Regions from separate parts of the Homo sapiens genome. Here region 2 is linked to region 1. Evidence: read pairs that join two places in POLR2A ChIA-PET (ENCODE). Cell type or tissue: PC-9. All regions are shown on one strand.

What was found. Peaks named below come from ENCODE experiments on the same cell type or tissue, not always from the same donor. Only the 100,000 strongest peaks of a DNase experiment are listed, where the experiment ranks them.
Region 2: POLR2A ChIA-PET joins it to region 1 with 7 read pairs; 2 of 35 experiments call an interaction of 5 or more read pairs at or near these places.

Annotation. Positions count from the first base shown.
Region 1 is chr12:52,307,516-52,310,015 of GRCh38, reverse strand. It overlaps KRT86 (keratin 86), which reads right to left. Exons shown (of 11, transcript NM_001320198.2): 10 at 1,752-1,783; 11 at 853-1,612. The coding sequence ends at 1,431. Among named protein-coding and RNA genes, the nearest start is that of KRT83, 13 kb to the left of the region's middle. In PC-9, no CTCF peak of the experiment used is centred here; a DNase peak (open chromatin) is centred at 1,355; H3K4me3 peaks cover 1,456 bases.
Region 2 is chr12:52,359,767-52,362,266 of GRCh38, reverse strand. KRT85 (keratin 85) reads left to right here. Exons shown (of 9, transcript NM_002283.4): 7 at 1-16; 8 at 769-800; 9 at 1,221-2,261. The coding sequence ends at 1,414. Among named protein-coding and RNA genes, the nearest start is that of KRT85, 6.5 kb to the left of the region's middle. In PC-9, no CTCF peak of the experiment used is centred here; no DNase peak of the experiment used is centred here.

The DNA of each region.
Region 1 (2,500 bases):
CCTATGGCCCAGTAGATATCATCATCCCGTTCTAAATGTGAAGGAACTAAAGCTCAGTGAGGCTTAGTGATTTGCCCACAGTTACAGACTAGTAAATGGCTGAACCGGCACTCAAACTCAAAGGGCATTAACATAGCCCTTTCAAACACAATCTCACATAGGGAGCTAGAAGGATCTTAGGAATACTGTCCAATCTCCCCATTCCACAGCCAAGGCAGCTGAAGATCAGGGGATGGAAGCAATTTGCCCAAAGTCACACATGTGGCAAATGGCCATCAAGGCTCGGAATGAGAAGCCCAGTTCTCCTCTCAACCCAAGGCTCTTCCTCCCTGCACAGTGCTTCTCTCACATACCTTCCTTCCATTCTTACCCCGTCTTTTTCCCCATGCACTTTCCCCTCCAGGAAGGCCCTGGGGTGGGGGCGGCGGGTGATCACCTTGGTTGAGAACCCCTAGAAAACATATGGCCACATCTAGAGACATTTTTAGTTGTCACAAGAGGGTGGTGGAGGACCCTTGGCATCTAGTGGATTGAGGCCAGGGATGCTACTAAACATCCTACCAAATGCACGCGACAGCCCTAAAACAAAGAATGACCCAGCTCACACTGTCAATAGTGCTGAAGTTGATAAATCCTGGTCTAGAGAAACCCATGACCCCATAAGATTCCCTGGCTCCGTGAGTCTTCTCTCGTTTTCCCCAAGGCCTGGGCTGCTCAAGTACAGATGGGCAGCACCTACTGTGGTCATTTTTAGCTACTGAAAAATAGTGGATAAACAGGTCCTGAGGCGCTCTGGCAGGAGCCCCTATCACAGGAAGGCCCTGGCATTTTCAAGACTCTGAGACACTAGGCTTGATTCGCTACAATGAGTTTATTGGAAACACAGAGTGAAACAAAGACAAAGGAGAAGGCAGCAGAGTCATTAGTTTTTCAGAAGCTCTTGAGGGCAGCCCCGGAAGGGAGATGTTCTCCCCACACGCGTGGGCCTGTCCCTCGCAGAGTCATAGAACCACTATCCAGGGTCCGCGTCTCCATTCCACAGGCAAAAGCACATGGGCAGAGTCCCAGGTCGTGCAGACAGGGACATTCCCGGGCCTCCCCCGTTCCTCCAAGCTTTGGGGAAGAGCTCAGGCAAGACCAATGTATACAGCAAAAAAAACAGAAGGCAGGCGGAAGAAAAAGATGAATCCTCGGGACAACAAATTGACTACCAGGAAAGGCTACAGAGAGAGACCATGGCGCCTCCCGGCCCTCCCCGGACTCCTGCGACCGGGGATGGCTCCCGGAGCGGAGCGGTGGGGAGGGCGCTTAGAGTGCAGGCAGCGGGCGGCGGCTATTGGGAGGCCGGCGCGGGCGGCGCGTTCTGGTGGCGCGAGGTACTGGCTGGGTGGAGAGTGACGGCGACAGGCGCTGGCGGAGGCGGCAGCCTCCTAGCACCTCTTACAGCTGCCGCCGCAGACGCCAACCCGGGCGGAGGGGGCGCAGGCGTTAGTAGTGCCCACCACCACGTTGCTGTTGCTGGGGACGCTACTGACTCTGGTGGAGACAACAGGGGCAGTAGTGGAGGCGCAGAGATCGCCACAGACAACGCCACCGCGGGAGCTGCTGACGCCTGCAGGGGAAAGAGACGGAGGCGCGCGTCAGGCGCAGCCGCGACCTGGGTGAGTGGCTTTGCTGCGAGCCCACGCGCCCTTTGCCCAGAGGCTCCCAGACCCGCCCAGCGGGAGGAGGGGACGGACCCCACTACTTACAGACATTCACCGAGCCGACGCCCTCGCACAGCCTGCAGGGAGAGAAGGCGAGAGGTCAGTGCCGCGGAAAAGGCGCCGGGCCCCCGTGACTGAAGTGGAGGGGGACATCTGTGGCCCTCCATCTGGGCACTTGCCCAAGGGAAGGGGCAAGAAATGCTCTCGGCCAGGAGCCAGTGTAGACTCGGGTCACCGTGAGGGTCTGGAGACAGAAGGCCTGTGAGTGCCTCGCTCTCCACTGCTTCTGAGCTGTGCAACCCCAGCTTGGGCCAACCTCAGCCTAGGCTTCCTCATCAGGAAAACCTACTTCGTAGATCTCTTGCGAGGACTGAATCAAATAAGAAGCGTCCAGTGCTTAGTGCCTGGCTCATAGCCCTTAAGAGCTATTAGCTGCCACTACCTCGAAGTTGGTTCTGACTGAATTGCAGGTGCATTTGAGGGGAGCAGATTTAACTTCTGAAATCCAGTCTGATTGGTGTCATTAGATTATAGGCATCAGGAGGGTAGACATTTTTGTCTATTCCTTCCTGCACCACCTAAAAACAATGCCTGGCTCAATACAAAACTGTTAGATAAACAAATGGGATTTTAGAACAGGCTCAGAGACTGCCCACCACAGTCCTCTCATCCGGCAGATGGAAAGGCTGAGGCCCAGAAGGAGGACATATCCAATGACAAGGCAGGGCTGTCACCCCAGACACTCATTTCTACCCACCCCACATTTCCCTCCCAATAGCTTCCCCTAAGGGAAG
Region 2 (2,500 bases), 52 kb before region 1:
AGGGCGAGGAACACAGGTGGGGCTAAGAGGACTTTGTGGGGTTTCAGAGGTGGAGGCTGTGGTCCTCCAGGAGTGAATTTCCTTGAGCTGAGTGTGAGCTACAACTCTGGCCATGGCTAATACAATAGCTTCAATAATAATAATAATAATAACTGAATGCTTCTGTGCTAGACCTGTGCTAAGTGTTTATTTTATAATCCTCACAATCCAATAAGATAGATATGGTTTTTCCCATCTTTTTATCTTTAGATAAAGAAGCAGGCTCAGAATTCAGTGCCTTTATCATGGCTACGCAGTTAATAAGCAGAAGAGCTGGGACCTGCACCCAAGTCTCATGCCTCCCAAATCCGTCCTTGTTGAATAGCTTCCTACTGAAGCTGCTGCCACACAGGCCTGTGTGTTATGATGATGATGCACTTCTATATGCATTTAGCTCTTCATCAACCACAAAGCCCCTTCACACCCTGGTGTATCTGATTCAACTCTCCTTCCTGTGAGCTTGATTGGCACCATCCAGGCTGGCCACCATCACTCAAACTAGGGGCACTGTTCATAATCTTACCCACTGCTGCTGAAAATCAGAAAGCCTTGTCTTCATGGTTAAAACCATCAAAGAAAGAAAGCATTTAATGCAGATTTGAGGGAGCCCTTCTTGCCTTTCAGGGGTAGACTCTGTACACAGGATGACCCTCTCTGTCCCCAAGCAACCATCAGTCTCAAGGAATCCAACTCAGTGTCTGGAACTAACAGAGTTTTCTTTCTCCATAGGCTGTGTGAAGGTGTGGGCTCTGTGAATGTCTGTGAGTATCTGCCTGAAATTCTCCTGGAAAAATGGCTTTTTTGATAGAAAAGCTGAACTCATTGGCCTAACCCATGGAGCCTCGAGTGTTCCCCCAACTGTTTCACCCTCCCCTGGCTCCTCAGTGGGGGCCATGACAGGTGTTAGAGAAAGCTGAGCTGAGTGCTCTTCGCAAGTGTTGACAGTGAGCTATAGGCCATGGACCTGTGGCCTGGCAGCTTTGCTCCCCGGGGTCCAGGGGTCCTCACTTCCTTCCTGCCCCAGTTCCCTAGATGGGCTGTGCATCTCAGGGACAGGGCCTGCATTGTTGACCACCAATTCCTTGGAGAGGGAGGCAGCTCCTGCAGTGCCCTGGGGCCTGTTGTAGGGTGGGTGAGATTGCAGGGAGCTGCTCACCCCTCCATGTCTCCTCTCTCCACAGGTGTCAGCAGCTCCCGTGGTGGAGTCTCCTGTGGGGGCCTCTCCTACAGCACCACCCCAGGGCGCCAGATCACTTCTGGCCCCTCAGCCATAGGCGGCAGCATCACGGTGGTGGCCCCTGACTCCTGTGCCCCCTGCCAGCCTCGTTCCTCCAGCTTCAGCTGCGGGAGTAGCCGGTCGGTCCGCTTTGCCTAGTAGAGTCATGGAGCCAGGGCTTCCTGCCAAGCACCTGCCTGCCTGCATCACTGCACTGAATGGCATGTGAATGGAAAATGTGTGCTTGCTTCCAGAATCTTCTGGATGTTCCTACAGAGGGAAAGACCTACAGAGGGAAAGACCCTCGGGCCGCTCCCCTGCGCCTTTTCATGCTAGGGAGATGCATCCTAGTTGTCCTCCTGGCAGCTGTTTTCAGAGGCATTCCCAGCCCTTCACTTAACTCCTACTTAGCTCCAAAATACCTGTATCCAATTTGTATTATTCCCCCAGCTCTCAGGGACAAGACCAGTCCCCCAGCGTGGTGGTCAGCACGGAAGCTCCACCTTCTGGGTGGAGGCGCCATCCTAACCATCCAGCCAGGCCACCCACAACCCGAGAATCAGGGAGAAAGTCCCTCCCCAGCAGCCCCCTCCTCCTGGCTGGGAAGAATGGTCCCCCAGCAAGCACTTGCCTGTTCATTCCTGTTCATGTTTTGCTTCTCTCTCAGACTGCCTTCCTGCTTCTGGGCTAACCTGTTCCAGCCAGGCTCCTCATGTGACCTCGCAGTTGAGAAGCCCATTATCGTGGGGCATCCTTTTGCCTACAGCCCCTGGTTAGGGCACTTTGGACAGGTCTTGCTATTCAGTGAACCTTTGTACATTTCAAAGAAGACTCCATGGCTGCTCCAGATGCCCCCTTGCTGGGTGCAGGTGGGGACTGTCCAATGCAGAGCTGGCGGGACAGAGAGTTAAGCCACTTCCTGGGTCTCCTTCTTGTGACTGTCTATGGGTGCATTGCCTTCTGGGTTGTCTCGATCTGTGTTTCAATAAATGCCGCTGCAATGCAAGAGCGTGTGGTCTTGTGAGCAACTTCTCCACTCCCTTCTTGCCTCATCTCCAGATGACCAATCCCAGTCCAGCCCCATGCAGTGTTTCCCCAGTCACCCCCCAGAAACTCTGCTGCTTCCTGTCCACTTCCACAGTCTGATTCCACTCAGTCGCCCTCAGTCCCCTCAGGCCTGGACTACAGCCCAGCTCCCCACTAATGACCTCTTTCTCCCTGACCCACCCTGCGTACTCCCAGCAG